Regions from separate parts of the Mus musculus genome. Here region 1 is linked to region 2. A link is a loop called in an ENCODE intact Hi-C map of the cell type or tissue named here. Cell type or tissue: gastrocnemius. All regions are shown on one strand. Links, peaks and the distances in the headings refer to the core of each region. The heading gives the core; the rest is flanking DNA. Region 1 overlaps Mn1 (meningioma 1). Region 2 holds the start of Gm36223 (a long non-coding RNA gene).

Evidence for each region. A loop is a pair of places that touch in the nucleus more often than their neighbours do. Peaks named below come from ENCODE experiments on the same cell type or tissue, not always from the same donor. Only the 100,000 strongest peaks of a DNase experiment are listed, where the experiment ranks them.
Region 1: a loop joins it to region 2, with 2.6 times the contacts of the local background. A loop is called at or near these places in 7 of 42 quality-filtered maps.

The regions. Positions count from the first base shown.
Region 1 is chr5:111,431,894-111,441,114 of GRCm38, reverse strand. The region is part of intron 2 of Mn1 (meningioma 1); the gene reads right to left. Among named protein-coding and RNA genes, the nearest start is that of Mn1, 19 kb to the right of the region's middle. In gastrocnemius, for the core only: no CTCF peak of the experiment used is centred there; no DNase peak of the experiment used is centred there; H3K27ac peaks cover 3,307 bases.
Region 2 is chr5:111,505,152-111,514,372 of GRCm38, reverse strand. Gm36223 (a long non-coding RNA gene) reads right to left here and starts at 5,095. Exons shown (of 2, transcript XR_880575.2): 1 at 3,528-5,095; 2 at 2,102-2,406. RefSeq lists an enhancer at 3,880-5,739. In gastrocnemius, for the core only: a CTCF peak has its summit at 4,520 (motif pointing right); a DNase peak (open chromatin) is centred at 2,012; H3K4me3 peaks cover 1,052 bases; H3K27ac peaks cover 3,509 bases.

The DNA.
Region 1 (9,221 bases), core at 1,432-6,431, 73 kb after region 2:
CACACACACAGTGTCTGCACACACAGTGTCTGCACAGTGTCCACACACACAGTGTCTGCACACACAGTGTCTACACATACAGTATCTACACACACAGTGTCTGCACACACAGTGTACACACACACACAGTGTCTGCACATACAGTGTCTGCACACACAGTGTCTACACATGCAGTGTCTGCACACACAGTGTCTACACATGCAGTGTCTGCAGCAAACTGTCTAGAGGCCAGAGTCGGGGTGTCCCGATGTTACCCACCTCTCATCCCCGAACGTACACCATCGTCCCTGGCTTCTCTAAATTAAATGAGATTTAGAAACGAGACTCCACCCAGTCAGTCCTTTACAACCGACCAGGCTAGGCCAGGCTGTCCCATGGAAGCCACAGCCATGAGGCCGGGATAAACTGCTATAAACCAGTCAGCCGAGGGCTAGCTTGTGACAAGTGTCTCTCCTGACAAGAAGTCTCCACCCCATGGTGGAGTATCAGGGTCACAGGACACCCTTAGGGTCAAAGGACATCTTTGGAGTCACTGGACCTGGCTCAGGGTTCAGCCCCACATGGGTACCGGCCACCATGACAGTCCATCTCAGTTAATACTCGGTGCTGAATGTGTGACCTCACCGATCCCCAGAACCACAAGCCACAAAGCCAAAGTAGGCTCACAGGAAGTGTGCACATCACATGCTGAACCACGGCTGAGGCAGGAGGAGGAAGACCAGCCTGGGCTACATATTGGCCTAAAGTCAGTCCAGGTTATCCCTCTGAAAACAATGAACCTCACAGCCCCCTCCCCAGTGAAAGCCCTGGGTGGTAAAATCACTCAGTGGAATCTTGGAGATGCAGGGGCTGAAGGGTGGTGATGGCGGTGGAGACGGTGGCGATGATGATGACGGTGACTGTGATGATGATGATAGTAATGTTTATGGTGATGTCAGAAATAATAATAGCAGATATCTCGCTAGCTCTCACCCTCATCACCATCATCACTATCATCATCATTGTCACCAGGCCTGTAGCTCGTAGGCTAGGGCTTCCCAACTACTCTGGGCCCAGTTCAGGGCCGGACTAGAAATCATGAGACCGAGGAAGGTCTGGCTTTCCCAGCCTGCCCCAAGAGGCCTCACACAACGGTGGAGCCCAAACAAACGAGACCCCAAACAGGCTGCCCTGCCCAAGCTGCAGACCCCTTCCGGCCCTGCCAGAGCTCCATAGAGAAGCAGAAGGAAAAGGGAACCCTTGGAAACCTTGGTCCCAGGGCTGCTTCCCGAGGCCAGGGACACTCATCCCAGGGAATCGCTGAGCAACTGAAGAGGGAGGGAGAAGGGACAGGAAACCATGTCCAGCAGTGGGTGGAGGACCAGAAACCACGTGGGAGGGACCGGAAACCACATTGGGGGTGGGAGGCTGGGGTCTGATTCTGCCAATGCAAATCTTCCCAGGCTGCACTGGGCTATGGATTGTGTCCTGGAAGAGCTCAGGCTAGCCTTGTTCATGCCATGCTTTACCCAGCTCAGTGGGGAAAAAGTGGTTTACATGGGGCTCCATAGGATTCGAACCCAGGCTCCCAGACACCATTCTGGCTCTTCCTATGCCTCAGTGCAGGCCTTGAATGAATGGGGAAACTGAGGCTAAGCGTGTACGGTAGCAACTACCCGTAGCCCAGGATGGATAACCCTACCAGGTCCTTCTTCCCCTAAGACCTGACACTACCATCTTCCCAGTGCTCAGATGGGGAAACTGAGGTCTGGAGACAGCACGCACCCATAATTACAGACAGACCAGTCGCCCTGGCAGCTCTCCATCCGGAAACCCCACCCACCTCTGATTTGGTGACCTCTGCAGGCCAGAGCTTTGTGTTACCCTAGGCTAGCCTAGGTCAGTCTGTTTGTCTGTAAAATGGGTCTCGGTTATGAGGACACTGATAGTAACTATATGCCTGCAGCCCCCCACTGTGTGCTCACAGCCCCACTAGGTGACTACAGAATAGCTAGGTCCCTCTTATGGAATTTGGTGGTGTGAGTGGCAGGGCGTGGGGGGGGAGGCGAGGCATGTGAGGTATTAGTGTGTGGGCGTGGCTATGAGCGGGGTGTTGCTGTGGGGAGGGGCCTGCTGGGTGGGCTTGTTTGCGGGCATGGTGTGTGGGCAGAGCGTGCAGAGAGATTTGAGGACTGAGACCTGGGGAAGCCGCACCCAACTCCACCCAACCTACCTATCTGATGCTGGGAGGCTGAGCCCAGTACTGCCTGCCAGACCTCAGTTTCCCTACTGGGATAGCCTGCAGAGAGGACTGACCTCCGTCACCTGAGCCTGGCCAGCCTGCCAGTTTGAAACAGTGAATGAGGCCTAGCCTGTGCTACAAAATCATGTCTGAGTGGTGGCCACCATCAGTGCCTGCAGGAAGGGAAAACCTTCCACTAAGGCAAACCGCCATTTCCACAATTCAGGTTTGGCTCAGTGTCCAAGGATAAGGAGGGTGGGAGGGGATCCCGCATCCCAGAGTCCCTGGCAGGGGCAGGGCTGAGCTCTCTTCCAGCACACCCAGAGCAGCCAAGGCTTACCCCCACCCCTACCCCTCAGCTCCACCCCAGGGGTGCTAGCGGTCCATTTGAAAGTGAAGAGAAAGCATCACAAAGGAGACAGGACCTTCTGGAGAAGGGAAGAGGCACACAGAATGAAGACAGACCAGCTCTAGCTTTCCTCCTGGAGAGCTCCACCCAAGCAAACCCAAGACAGATCTGGGCTCAGGCATCCCCAGGATCAGCTGGGGCTGGCATGCTTTGGGCCAATTACCGGGCAGGGGTGGTGGCTACTCTGAGGTTGAACATGAGCTGCCCCATGCTGGGGGGTGCTCAGGTCAGTTGAGGCCACCTTTATTTGGAGATAGAGATGATGATATATTTAATGTGATTTCTGCCAGGACCCCCTCCCCGATTAAAAACTGTGGGTACTTGCTTGTCTTCAAATGCAGCCAGGCAAGCCTGGTCACATAGATTTCTAACCCGACCCTGTTAAATGATAATAAAAACCAAGAGAATGCACGGGGAAGCCTAACAAGGTGGGAGGCTACCTAGCAGGACCAGGGCAGGCAGGGGACAGTGCCTAAAGCAATGTTGTGACCTTTTAACACGGTTCCTCGTGTTGGGGTCACCCCCAGCCATAAAATTATTTCCCTTGCTACTTCATAACTGTGAGTTTGCTACTGTTATGAATCGTAACGTAAATATCTGAGAGGCAGGATATCTGATATGTGACCCCTGTGGAAAAAGGTCACTTGGTCCCCCGAAGGGCTCTCAACCCACAGGTTGAGAACAGCTGGCCTAGAGGAAGGTGTGGGGGAACCTCAGTCCCTGGGTTGTGCATCACTGTGCTCGGGCTGTTCTTTCTTGACACTGCACGGCTCCAGGCTCCTCAATAGCCTTGATCTCTCCAAGCCACCCTGGCAGTCAAAATGACACAAGCCTGGCTGTCTGGAGTACATATTCATGGGGACAGGGGGAGGGTGAAAGAACATGCTGGTGTGGCTTCTAAAGAAGGGAGAGCATCCATCCCTGGTCAGCTCAGCCCCAGCCTTGAGAGTGTGAGTTTGAGGCAAGCCTGGGCTATGTCTCAGAAGAGGGAAGACCTACACGGTGCCTCTCCCATCACGTCCTGGTGACTGGGGTGGGTGACAAGCAGCAAGGATGGGCTTGTGACTAAGAGCTGTCTGGCTTGTGTCTTCACTGCCCACACCCGCACACCGCCAGCAATGCCTGTGAGATGTTCTTAGCAACCTCCAGGGGATCTTCTACAGCAGTTCCCTCACATTAGCAAGGGGCAGGTTCTCCAAAGCCCACACAAGCAGAGATCGAAGAAGCAGCTGCACGGAGCAGGGGGTTTAAAAACAAATGGATTTGGGCCGGCAAAATGGCTCAGCGGGTGAAGCCACTGGCCTTGATGCCTGACGGCCTAAGTTCAACCCCCAGGACACATAGTTGAGGGGGAGAACTGACCTCGACGAGTTGTCCTCCGACCTCCAGGTATACACTGTGAAATGTGCACACATATTTACACAAGTAATAAGTGAACAAAAACTAATAACTCACACCTCAACAAATGCACTTTTGTACTGGCTTGCACTGGAAAACACACAGCCAACCTCGGAAGCCCCATACCCCAGCCCCTGAGATTATCACAACCCCAACTACAGACCAATCTCTCCCTTGGTCCTGCCCAAGGTCACTGTGCAGGATCTCTGGCTCCCCTGTCTCTCTGCAACATTCCTCAATGCCTACAGGTCCCCGATTCTACCTATCAATGATGTAAACCACGCCTCCATCAAAGCCTGTAACAGCTATGTGGGAAATCCCACCATAGTCATTGTGGTCCTGAAGCCAGTAAGAAGCTGAAGGTGAGACATGGTGTATCACAGGAGATGGGGGTGGGGGTGGGCAAGGGTAAGTGGATGGGCTGAAATGGAGATTCCCTTCCAGGCAAAGGTGGATGGATGATCTTGGAGAGCGTCTAAGCTTCAGGGGCCAAAGGCAACGGGGTGCTGTCTCAGGGTGCTGCTATGTTCAGTATTATCTGTGACAGGCACTGGGCCCACCTGAAATCAACAGGAAGCAGCTGTTCCCGGGTGGCCCTGTGCCCCTGTACACACAAAAAGCTCCCCGATCATCAGGAGAGGCCAGGATCCGTGTCTTGGATACCCGAGGCCCAGTGAGGAGATAAGGCTGGCTTCGCCCCAGCCACACTCCATTGGCACTGATACCTAGGGCTCTAGGTCCAGCCCTGTTGCCTATAGGGAACACTGGGCAAAAACTGTACTCTTAAAAGGCAGGGAGTGTGGGAGAGCACTTCTGTGCCCTCCCCTAAGCATGGCTCAGAAGAGCCGGTGTGAGTCTGCCTACCATCCCTCCTAGATGAATGCTCTTGGGCAGCGCATGATCTACTGCTGAGCCCCGATTTCCCTATCTGTAGACTGAGGTTTAGGCCTCAGGTTCACAGTCCTTTGCCAGACACAGAGAGAGAAGCTTCTAGAAGGTGGAAGCCAAGGGCAGCCACCTGGGTGGAGCCTGTGCCTTCCTGCTGGTGACCTCCTTGGGTCTCAGGAACAATGGCTGAGGGACGGAACAGAAGAGGCCAGCACCCAGACCAGCACATAAATCCTACCTTCCCCTGAGCAGAGGACAACAGACTTCCCGGGTGAGGCATGCTAGACTGCCTTGGTGCCCCAGCTCCCCTTCCCTCTCCCTAACCAATATCCTAGCTTGGAACGAAGAAAATGTTCTGGATACCTTGGATTCAAATAAGCCCCAGTTAACTGGAAATCTACGGTGACACGGCAGGCTCTCACCTTCCAGAGTCCAAAACCTCCCGGCTCCCATCACACCCACAATGAAATACTGCCGCCCCAGCCATCTCTGAACTCTCTGAGCTGTACTACTTTGAGCCTGCACTGTTGGACTTGGCTGACTTCGAGACTCGGGAAGCCGTGTTACAGATCCAGAAAGTCTGCGGCTGAAGCATCAGCTCCAGTGCTTACACCATGGGTATCAGCAGCTTTGATCTGATATCCCAGAATGCCACAGTCCACTCCTTCTCACCATCCAGAACTCAGCATGTGTCTCCATCTACAGCAGACCTCCCTGTAATATACACTGTGCCTATCCCTCCTCATTTCCAGGCTGGTTCATCCCGAGACTCTGTCTGGTTTTGCTGTCAGTGGCCTATCTCCTTCCCTAAAAGGCAGACTGCACCGGATCGAGGCTGTCCCTGTGGCCCCACTGCTTGGTGAGGGCTTGGTGTGCACCTGTTGAATGATCTGAGGTTTATCCTGTACCCAGGCCTCTCTTTGCTGTCCGGGGGTATTTCAGCTTCTTGGGCACTACTGATGTGTATTGCTGGATGAGTTTTGGTTGTTGTCGTTGTTGTTGTTGTAGAAAGGGGTCACACCACACGCACAGTGGAACGTTTAACAGCCTGCCAGTCCTCTATCCAGTAGACTCCAGGAGGAGCTGGACTCAGGGTGACAACCAGAGATGTATCTAGATGCTGCCAAAATTCCCCTGGGGGACGTCTCCCTGAGGCCACCACAGCCCAGATGGCAGCCATGAACGCTGGGGTTCATAACTGTGTTGAGGGTAGAGAACCATCCCTTCCCTCCAAATTCAGTACCCCAAACTCTCTGCCACCTCTCCGCTGCTCAGCCAATACCCACCCTTGAGAAGATCACAGGAGTCCACCTGTCTACAGGGGAAGGAACCAGTGATCAGGGAGGTGGAGCTCCTGCCCAAGGTCACACAGCACAGGGGATCCAACGCAGGCCTCCCCGTTCCTTACACCCATCAGCAGCAGCAGAGAGAGACCTCAGTCTGTCAACACTCTGCCTCCCCCCTCTCCCTGATCACTCTCCCTGTTCAGCCCCGTTCTGCAGGTTGCTGAGGCCCCACCTGAGGTGCTAGACACTGGAGTTTTGCGGGTGTAGTGTCAGCTCCCAGACTGTTTATGGCTGGCTCTGGCTCCTTGCCCAGAACTGGGAGGCTAGGGTCGGGGGTAACTCATGAATTCCTCCATCTCGAGGGGTGGGGGGGGGGGGAATGTGTGACCATTACGCACACCAGGGACCGCTTCCCAGCCGGGTATTGCTGTCAGGAGGAAGAAAAACACCTCCGTGCATCCAGCTGCTGGCGACCAGCAGTGCTTGACAGTGCCTGACAGCGCCGCCGCCAGCCCGCCGATGCCTGCATGAGGTCTGTCCAACAGGCTCAAACAAGAGGGTCTGTACACAGCTTGTCTCCCCACCCTCCAGCCTGATGGCGAGGCAGAATCCTTATTGCAGGGATGGCATGACACTGCGACGTGCCTCGGTTTCCCCGACCCCTCAGATCGGACAGTGAAAACACTGCTTTGAGTATGCCTTACATCTCTGAAGGTCTCATACGAAAGGCGATCGGCAGAGCAGGCCGTCAATAAAGGCTGGAGCTGTGCGCGGGGCTCCCGAAGGCCAGCTCACTGAGGTAGAACTATTATTAGCCTCAATAGAAGCACAGAGAGACTAAGTAAAGTACCCAAGGGCACACAGTAGGAAGAAGAGCTGATAGGGTCTGAACCCAGGTCTGGCTTCAGAGCTTATGCTTCCGCATCGTTACCTAACACTATGCAGTCTTCACAGGACTTCTATGGGGAAAACATTCCACGTCAGAGAGTGAGGAAGAGGATGTCAGACGCCACACAGCTCAGAAAAAGCCCGAGAGCTGGGCCTGAAACACAGTCTCTCCTCTGGAGGGATGAGCGCCATCAAGGCCTCCCCAGAATCCAGACCAATCTTTGAGTGTGAGCACAGCATGGGTTGAAAGGTCCTGGGGGGGGGCGGGGTAGTGCGTCCTAGGGCACTCTAGAAAGGTTTGGAAATTTCTGGTTTGAAACCTGGCTTTGGTCCATACAAAACTCAGCTGGATGAGATTCTGTCCCCCATTCCCCACCCCGAACCCCCGTGAAAAAAGAAAAGGCCTCAGGCAGGCTCACTGGAAGCTATGCTGTGTGATCTTATCTGAGTTGCCTGACCTCTCTGGGCAGTTCTCTCAGCTGGGAGATGTCTTAGAACAGGACCATTAAAGACAAGCATTAAGTTTCTCCCATCTTAGAGCATTCGCTTTAACCCTGTTTCATGAATGGAGACAACACAGAGCTGTGTTCTGGGGTTCTGTCGTGTTCTTCAGTGGCAGCGATGCCTCCCACCCTGATCACCTGAGTAAGGCAAACCCACCAGCCAATCCCAGGGAAGCCGAGACAAGCACAAAACACTTTCGCTGTGTGCTGTTGTCTCTCCTATACCTGATCCCCTGCCCAGAACAGTCATTCAGGCAGACACTGCTGGACCTGGCCCCCTAGTGCAGCCCCTTGCTGTGAACCCAGGACAAAGCAGGTCCTTCCCCAGCTGTCACCTCTAAAGGAGCTGGCCTGCAGGCAGGCAGACACAATCAGAGAGAATCATGGAAACTCCCCACGCTGGAGAGGTGAGGCCACTTTCAAGGGAAGAGCCAGGGCCCAGGGGCTAATTGCTCAATGCATCAAAAACACCCCAAGCCTACAGCAAGAAAAAAGGAAGGAAACCCACCCGGGGCAGATGCAGCCCTCTGCCTGTCTCGGCCTACACGTGCATGGTCAGTCCCTGGGTTCCCCTGCAGCCACGGGGAGCTGGGGTGCTGGCTGCATCTGCCTGCTCCCAAACACACTCATCCATCCTACCCCCAAGTTCAAATGAAACTTGCTCCTGTTTGGGAGAAGAATTTCATTAGGGGGAAAAAAATATAATATGAAAATACCCATTTAGAAGGAATATGCTATTAATTCTTAGTACTACATGCAGAAGGGGAAAATTGCATTTTTATCTAAATGGTTTTTCTGCATAAGCCATTTACAATGTACTTTGCTTCTTGTAATAGGCCCTGCTAACCATTAGTGCCGGGACACCCAGGCTGAGAGCTGAGATCGCCCTCAAATTACTGTAACCCCTCAAATGCTATTCAGAGGGGGGACTCAGCAAAAGGGTTGGGATCCTCTTTTTTTTTTTTTAAGGAAGAAACAAAATATTGCTGAGCAGGAGAGAAATCAGAGGAAGACAGGAGGCCATAGTTAAAACCAAAAACAAATGCCCCTCTCACCAGCTGCCACACCAAATCCCTGTTGAGTTTTGGTTGTGTGGTTCCAACCATCCAACCAACCCTGCCCGTGCAGGATCCACGCAGTACAGCACGACGGTGCGCATGTCCTCGTCAAACAAGCAAATAAGGGTAAGACGGAATTCAGAACATCAAAACAAACTATTTTTAAACACGGAGCAAAAACAGCGATGTGAGGTGGCAAGACGGCTGTTTCCCACTAAACCTCGTTTCTCTAGCTGTGGAAGCCTACAGCATGCAGACAGCAGCACCTAATGCCACACAGAGGTTCCTCCTGGCAGTTCTGAACCCTGCTACTCGGAACAACAACAACGGAAAGCTCACCACGAGAGAAGTGGGGTCGGCAGCGGGGCCACCTCTGGCTTCATGTTCGTCCCCCATGGCATCTTGTGTCAAGTCGGCTCAAACTTCAAAAACAGCACTTTTTTCTTTTTCTCAAAGTGTCTTTTTTTTTTTTTTAATCTCCAGTTTTCTCCTTTGGATTCCCAAAATAACTACTGAATACCAAGTATGGGAAGCTAAATTAATTCATTAAAAAGAAGCAAGGCTATGGCA
Region 2 (9,221 bases), core at 1,650-6,649:
CATAAACCATAGTGGCTAGGAAAAGAAAGAGCAAAAGTCGCTGCCAAGGGAGGAGAATGAGCTCTGTCTATAGAGTGGGATAGCGAGTGGCCATGGAGCCAAGCGCTGGACAGGCAGCAATGCCGACAGACTTACAGACACTGCTGTAAGTGAGAGGTGCCTCTGTGTATTCTATGATGTTTTTAGATGAAATTCCAAAAATAGATCTCTAGAGACAGCAGATTCCTGGTTGCCAGGATTGTGAGGGGGTGGAGGTGGAGAAGGAGGTTGGGCCAAGTGGGGAAAGATTTGAGGTTTCTTTCTGAGGTGGAAAAAAAAAACATTCTAAAATTATTGTGTTGGTGTTTGCACGGGTCTTGAATCTGCTACGCTCTCTGGGTCTGTGCTTCAAAGGGGTGAGCTGTTGTGGAGTGTGAGGCCATTAGAGAAAAATCTTGGCCTCTCCAACATAGCACTAGGTGGATGCTGTCCCTACCAGATGGAGCACCCTTCCCTGTGCAGTAGGAGCCTCCTGGGAATAGAGGAAGAGAGTCTGTGGTAAGACCATCAGGATCTGAGAAGACCTGATCAATCGATCCCCAGTGGCACCCCTGGTCACCTGTGTCAGCCTGGACATGTGGCTTCGTGACTGTAAGCACTCAGAGCCCCAGAGCATGGCGTGAAGGAGGAGTACAAACCTCCATGGTCTCTGGCCTGACTCAGATGGTCCTGACCAACTGGCTCCTCTCCTGTGATGACAGTGAAGCCAGCCTGGCCCCCATTGTCCCTGCACAAGGTGACATGATGCAAGGATGGTTTGCAGGGCTCAACTGAGCTGGTCCTATTCTCTGTGGCAAGAGAGGCATCCCTAACCCTTCCTTAAGGTCAATCCTTAGGGCTGGGGCTAGCTACTCATGAGCACCAGTGTTGTGTGGGCACTGGGCATCCAGCTGAGTGCAGAGAAGGTAGCTCAGATCCTCCCAGAGGAGGCAGCCTGTGTCCTTCCAACTGATCTGTGGCCACTGCCTGATAGTCAAAGCCTGAGCACAGATGGGGTTGTGACTGTCACCATCTGCTGCAGTTTTGCTTTAAGGGTTTGCATGTTGATACTTGGTCCCCTTGTCATAGTAGTAAGAAGTGACCAATGTCAGGGTAGTGGAAATCATTGGTAATCCCAGTACTTGGGAGGCTGAGGCAGGAGGATCACATGTTTGATCCTCCTAGGATCACATGGTGAGTTCTGAGACAACCTGGGCAATATATCCAGACAGATACTGTTGAAGAAGAAACGAGGAGGAGGGGGAGGAAGAGGAGGGGAGGAGGAAGAAAAGGAGGAGGGGAGAATGAAGAAGAAGTAGAGATGGGAAGGGGAGAGAGGGAGGAGGAAAGGGAAGAGAAGAGGGGAAAGAGAAGAGAGAAGAGGAGGAGGGAGAGAAGGGGAGGAAAAGAAAGAAGAGGGGAAGGAAGAGCAAGAGAAAGGAGGGAGAGGGGGAAGGGGACGGGGAGGAGTTGAAAGAAGAGGAGGAGGAAGAGAAGGAGGGAAGGTGTGTGGGATGTGGAGAGGGAAGAAGGGAAGGGGTGTGGAGAGAACAGGAAAGGTGGGAAGAGGAGCAAAGGGGAGGAACTTTAGGGACAGGTCCAGCTGGAGGTCGCTAGGTCTGGTGCTCCACTCTGAATGAACTGTAAGAGTACTTGCCTGGCCTTGGAACCTACCCTGGGTTTGTTTACCCCCAGCCCCCTCCCCTCAGAGAGGCTCCAGTCTCTGCCCTCTGCCAGGATATCTCACACATGCAGGGGCAGAGCCTCCCCTGAGTGCAACACCCGGACTTACGACATCCCGTGCACCTTTCTTTCTTGACCACTTACCACTCACCCTGGCTGCAGTGCTCTTGGAAGTCCCGTCTGAAAGAAGCTGCCTAGAATTTGCTGGCACCACATGGCATCTCCTGTGACCATCGCTGTAAATAGTGGTTACAAGAGTGTGCCTACCTCTCACAGCCCCCTCTCCCCAGAGGCCGGCCCCACAAGGACTTTATTAATCTCTGCCATCCTCTATGGCTGACGCCTCAGGCCAGCCAGAGCGGGAGGGAACGGTGCCCACACAGCTCACTGAAGCCCTTAATGATCACGTCAAGTGGCTGGCCATTTATTAGTCTCCTTAGTGGAAAAGAAAAAAAGCAGAGGATCTTGAGCAGTTCAGGGGACAGTGGTTTGATTTTTTTTTATGCCTGCGCCAAGCCACAGACATTGAGGGGGTGTGTCAGAGTAGCACTCCCAGTCGGGGAAGCACGGAGGCTCTGAGCAAAGCCCTATGCAGCAGGCAGCACATGTGTAGACGCTGCTAGTCCTTGCCCAGGGCCGTGAAGCTTCCCCTTTGCATGTTTATTAGCAGATCCACAGGATTCCTTCAGATGGTCTCAGACTCTTCTATGGAGACAAATGAGAGAGCACAAGAAGCGGGTGGACACAGTTCAGGAGACGAGATAGGTGTCTAGGTCGGAAGTGGCGATGCCAGTGTGGGTCACTCCCCCAGACTCTCTTTTCTCATCCACAAAATGGACTGGATCAGAGCCATCCTTGGGGATAAAGGACCCTGTGGCCATCACTGCCTTGCAAATACTTATTTTTATCCTTGAAGTTATGTGTTGTGAGAGCCAAGAGGACATGGCAGATATACCCAAGACAAAGAAGGACAAACAGAAAAGTTTCGCTTGCTCTCTCTCTCTCTCTCTTCTCTCTCTCACACACACATACACACTCACAGTGCACACATACTCATACATACACATACTCACACTACACACACATACTCACACATTCACATGCATACACATTCACACACAACCACACACTCACATACACACATAAACTCAAACATATACAACACACTCACACAATACACACACACACTCACATACATATACACACACATACACACATTCACATACATATACACACATATACATACATACTCACACACAGCCACACATACACTCACACACATACACACATTCACATACATACACATATACACACATAATCAAACACAACCACATATACACTCACACACATTCTTATACAAACATATACATATATACATCCACATATGCACACATACATACACACATACACACACATATATACACATACACACATACATACACACATTCACACACATATTCAGACACACACTCACACACATTCACACACACTCACATACACACACACACACACTTTCTGGCACTGAAATCGCAGGCACGTACCATGACATCAGCTTCAGTTCATTTTCTGGTTGCTGTTTTGCCCTAAATTTACTTCCCACGAGGCCCGGAAATCTGCAGCCACCAGAGTGTGCAACACTCTTCCTTAGGCCTTGGGAGACTTCTGACACTTCTAACCTTTCCTTTCAGGGTTCTGGCCCCCTGCAGATTGTGCACGGGCTGTGGTCATGGTCATCCCTCCCCCATCCCGTTCCAGCCCTGTCACAGGGCCTTTTCTCCTACCTGGCTCTAGCTCTGGGCAGAACCTCACCACTACCTGTGGATTACCTGCATCTCCAGCCTCTCTCTTGTCACAGGTGCGAGGGGTGGCTCCCCAGGGTGCCACTGGGGCCACACCCCAGCCTTGGGCTCTCCATGCTCCCTAAGTACCACTGGCAGATGGTTTCCTTCTGCCACATGGTATCACAGGTGTGTGCACCCCCTCCATGTTCTTCAGTGAGCACAGAGTGTGCCGCAGTGCAGCTACTTCATTCTGTTCTCACCAGAACCCTTGGACATAAGCGTTGTGAAGATCTGCATCCTGTGTGTAGGGGAAACAAACACAGAGCAGTTTGTTCTCTTTCTCAAGGTCACACAGCATGCAGCAGAGCTAAAGTAAGACACCCCCTCCCCCCAACAGACTGGCCACAGCCAAGACCTAGAACATATTCAAGCCTTCCCCTGGGAAACCTTCCCCAGAAGGACTCACCTACCCTTCTACCCCATTCACAGCTGCCAAGTCAAAGCCTGGGGGGTGGGGGTGGGGTCATGAAGTGGGTCTCTTGTTAGCTGTGTGGCTCCTGATTAGTCATGTCCCTCTCTGGGCTTGTATTTCCTGTGGAGGCTATCTCGGGGTAACGCAGGGGACAACTAGGCTTCAGACTGACTTGGTGGCTGCTGCTGCTGCTGCTTAGGGAAAATCTAGGGAGTCTTCCATGGGTCCATGACTAAGCCCATCTGTTTCACATCCATCACTGTAGGGACAGGGACAAGGGTCCAGGTCCCTGAGCTCCAGACCAGTGTGACAGCTCCTTCACAAAGGATAGTGCCCAGCAGGGCAGAGCAGCTCACTCGCTGCCTCCTGCCCACAAGACCTCCTCACCCCAGGACCACAGCCCTCTACCCACACCCTTCCTTCCTCCACAGGAATGCCTGGAGGGGCTGGGCTAGTCCCAGCTCACCCAAGCTGTGACCTTGAACAAAGTCTTTTGTGTGGCCAGAAGCAGATACCATTGTCCCAGTGACCCTTGGGGGTGGCCAATGATAGAAGCTGCCCTCTAAAACCACGAGGTGGTGCTCACATCAGATCTACACCTGGGAAACGAGGCACAGAGCAGACGGGGACCTGCGTGGCAGCTACCTCGTGTCTAGTGCATGTGGGCAGCAGGTACCCACAGTTCTCCCTCACAGGTTCCAGTGAACAGTGAACTCTCAAACGGCCACGTGTTTCTCTCTGCCAAAAGCCTGCCCAGGGCTCCAGCCACCTGCAAACAAAGACTACAACTAAGGGGCTGCCACCCGCCCTCACCCTCAGGCACGCATGAGAGAGATATAGCTGTATCACATCGCCGTGGCCAAGCTGTGCGACTCTGACCGAGAGCACCTTGCCTCTGGGGACTGCTTTCCCCTCATCCATCCTTAAGGCCAGCACAGTGGACCACACAGCCTCTGTGGCTCAACCCGGGACCCATCCACAGAGCTGACAGATGACTCCCTCCAGATGAGGAAACCGAAGCTCAAAGAAACGGGAAGCTGCGCACCCCGAGTCAGGAAGCCCATCCAGGGCTCGGCAGAGGATGTGGGTGTTCGTGGGGCATAGGTGTTTCCTGCCCAGAGCCCGAGGTGGGGGCGGGGCCAGCCAGAGGGGAGGGGTAACTCTTTCCTGCCCGGGGGCCTCCCCTTCCACTCTCTCCCTTCCCCCGCCGAGGCTGCCAGACAAAGCGTCCTTTATCAAGATTGTGGCTGCGTGCGTTCTTCGGTGACACATGGGGACAAAGGAGGGGACCAGGAGTGACAGCAAAGCCTTGCTATCCCACAGCAGTCTGAAGTCTTCCCACGCCCCACCCGCCTCACAGGCCTCCCCAGGGCCTTCCAGCTTCCCTCCCCCAGGGCTCCGGAGGGTCTCCCGGGGCAGAGCACAGTCTCCTGCAACAGGAGCATGATAAGGCTATCTGCCTCCCAGCTCCAAGAACCTCAGTCTTTCTGCCTGTAAACCAGATGGGTGTTTGAAAGACCCCCTAAGCAAACACACTGAGAGGGGAGCGGGGGGGGGGGGCAGTTGGTACTGCTGTGTTTCATTTCCCGCCCTTCCTGCATTTCTCCTGTCCCCAGAGCTTTGCCCATACTGTCTCACTGGCCAGGACCCTTCCTCCCCTTTAACCTCTCCATATCTCTCTACAACAAGGTCCTCACCATCCCTCACTCCTCCAGGAAGCCCACCCTGACTGCAGTGTAGCCGCAGTACTGGGTGATTTGTTGACACATGGACATTCTTGCCCTCTGTCCTTCCTCAAGACCCACAGTCCCTTAACTGTCCCTATCCAATGACACAGTAACACACTGTCAGATCCCCCTTAAGGGCAAAACCAGGGCTTGCTTGTTTTTCCTCCTCAGACCTGGGACAATGCCTAGCCAAACTCAGACCATGCTTTTGATGACTAGATGGGTGAAGAGGTAACAAATGGATGGAAGGATGGATATTAGGTAGGTGGATGGATGGGTGGATAGTTAAACAATGGATTAGTGGATGACTGGATAGGTAGATAGGTGGATTATGAGTGGATGGATGGATGGATGGATGGGCGGGTGAATGCATGGATGGATTAATGGATGGATGGTGGATTAATGAATGGATGGATTGGCTATATAATATATATATATATATAGAGAGAGAGAGAGAGAGAGAGAGAGAGAGGATGAATTGATGGGTAGATAGGTGGATGGGTGGATGGATGGGTGGGTGGGTGGATGGGTGAGTGGATGAGTGAATGGGTAGATGGAAGTCTAGTTGGATGGATGGGGGCATGGGGGATGAGTGGGTGGGTAGGTGGATGGATGGATGGATGGATGGATGGGTTGGTTGGTGACTGGGTAGTAGCTAAGTGGATGGATAAACATGAGTAAATGAAGAAATGGGTTGGTGGAGGGATGGAGGATGCGTGAATGGGTGGATAAATGGATGAGGGGTGGAAGGATGGGTGACGGACTGATGAAGGATGGTTGGACAGATAAACAGGTAGGTGAATGAACGGATAGGTATATGGGCAGACGGGTGAGTGATGGAGAGATGATCATCTAATGGATAAATGGAATAGCCAGATGGGTGTGTGGGACTGTTTCCATATTTACTAGGCAAATAAAGGAAGGGAAAGAGGAAAGGGAAGGAGATGCTGGGAAGGGAGAGCAGGTGTCTTCCTAGGGCACAGGATAGCCAGCAGGAGAGGGGCTGATCAGTCCACAAAGCCATGGCTGCACCACTGACCCTCTCTTCCCATTTGTGCTCCCCTCAGAGGCTGGACTATGGAGACAGTAGAAAGCCTCAGAGTTTCCACAGTAAAAAAAAAAAAAAAAAAATGCTGGCGGTTGAAAAGATAGCTCAACAGTTATGAGCACAGGTTGCTCTTATAGAGGACCTGTGCATCCCACAGTCTCTCCCCTCCCAGGCTCCCTGGTCCAGATCTCTCAGCAGACAAAGGCCACACAGGTTCTATCAAAGCCGCAACAAAATCTGGACCAAGAAGTTTTCACTACTCCCCTTGTATCATTTATACAGTCACCTCTGTCTACCAGGCATGTGGGAAGCACACAGAAAAGAGAAACTGAGTCTAGTTCCCATGGGAGTTCATAACTTGACCAAAGCTTGAGAAACCCAAGTGCAGGTGGTTCTAGACCAGAGAAGGTCTCTCAGGCCACCGCTGTCCTCTCCATAGGACACATCCAGATGGGGCAGAAGCGAGGTGGCAGTGATTAAGAAAAGGAGACGGTAAATGTCTCTTCATTCACGGGGTGGGAATGCTCCTGGTTTACCTCCAAGGCTGGCTTTGTCTATTCCACGCCCCTGGCTAGATAAGGAAGCTGGAGCAAGCAAGGCTGGCCAAGACTGGAGTTGAGCCAGGACTGTTCAACTGCAGAGCCTGCTGTTGAGTTAGATAGAGCCAGGGCACAGGGAGTGGCAACAGCTGACTCTTAATTCAGAAAGAAGAGACGGGTGGGGGCAGGGAAGCATCCCCACTGTGTGGAAATCTTATCCACAGACCATGCAAAGGCCACCTCAGCCGGAGAGCCCACCACTCCTTCCTGAGCTCCAACTGACCCATGTCTACACCTGAGCAACCAGGCCCTTGGCCAGCCTCCGATCAGAGGGTCTTTGTTGCTTTAGCCGGGATGGCTGGTCCCAGGGAGGCCTGCAGTAGTAGCCTTCCAAGCTGGACAGAAGAGGCTGTCTCTCAAAACAAACAAACGACTTCCGGGGCAGAGGGCAGCAACAAGGTTCCAGCCGGGCCTTTGGGCTGCACGCGGCCCATTCAGCCAGCCCCGCCCGGCTGTGTGAAGAACTCAGAGAATCAATCACAAGCTCTGTGTGTTTGCAGAAGGGCGCAAGTGGCTGGGAGGTGCCTGGGGACACGTGTCTACAGCTTGGGCTCCCAAGCCTGCTGGACCCTGAGGGCTTTGATACGGAAGGAGAGTTCCAGGCCATAACATGAAGGGTGGCATCTGTGGCTTCCATGTCGTCTAAGGTTGGATTCAAAACTCCAGGCTCATTTGTGGGTCTTCTAAATAATTATAGGGAGCAGGTGGGCCTGAAGGCCCTTGGGTAGTGAGGGGGAAGTTGAGGAATTCACAGATCAAAGGAAGCTCCTTCCAGCTGGGCATTCACGTTTCTGGAAGGTTCTGCTCAGCCACATAAGGCCCAGTGTGCTCACTCTCCTAGCCATGCACCTGCAGATCTACGACACCTGGGGCCTAGTGAATACCCTGTAAAATATGAGCAAACATCTTTCGATGCTGACCGGAAAGCCTGCCTGTGGCTTGCACATCATCTGCTCTCTAGGCCTCTGGTCTGCCTCCAGAGGATGCAAGGCCCACCCCACAGCTTCTCCACCTGTGCTCTCTGGAAGCCAACTTGCTGGGGAAGTTGTCTCCTGCCTGTCCCCATTCAGACGTAGCAACCCTGCTGCCTGTATGCACTTCCGGCTCCTCCTGCTAACAGCCACCTTCAATAAAGTGGCTTTCCTGGCCACGATTCAGTCTTTTCCTCAACTTCCTGTTTTCTTTTACTGTTGTTGTTGTTGTTATTTAGTTACTATGTCAGAGTTTTGCTATGTAGCCAAGACTGGCTCCTGCCTTGGGCTCATGGGTCCAGAGATGAAGGTATGGTGGGTCATATCCCCTTCTATAGCCTGGGGTGTTGAGCTGACTTCCTGGTCTCTATCTCTATCCAATGCCTGCCAAAAGAGAGCCTCAACTCTGCCCACCACCACATCATGGTACAGATGGGGTGACCAGCCAGGTGACACTGGTCTGAGGTCATCCAGAAAGCCTCTGGTAGCTTTTGCTACCTTCTCCATAAGGTGTTTTGATCTCATAAAGTAACACAGAATATCCATGTTGACCAAATCGCCTTCCCAGTTTAGCAAAGACATTGGGCCAGCAAGATGGCAAAAGAGGTCAAGGCTCTTGGCTCCAAACCTGGCCACTGGACGTTTCACCACACGGCAGGAGGACAGAACTGGCACTCAGTTCTCCTCTGTCTTCCAAACGTGCAGTGCAGTACACATGTACATGCACACAAGTGCACATGCACACACACACACACTAAGTTAAAAATGAAGCCGCCGAGACTTGGAGAGAGGCACAGTTGGTTTGAACATGGCTGGAGGGTTGGTAGGCTCACAGCAAGCAAGCACCAGTTAAGACCTAAATACACCATTTTCCCACTGTTCTTGAATCTGCACTAATTGAGTTCATTTAGTCAGGGTCAAC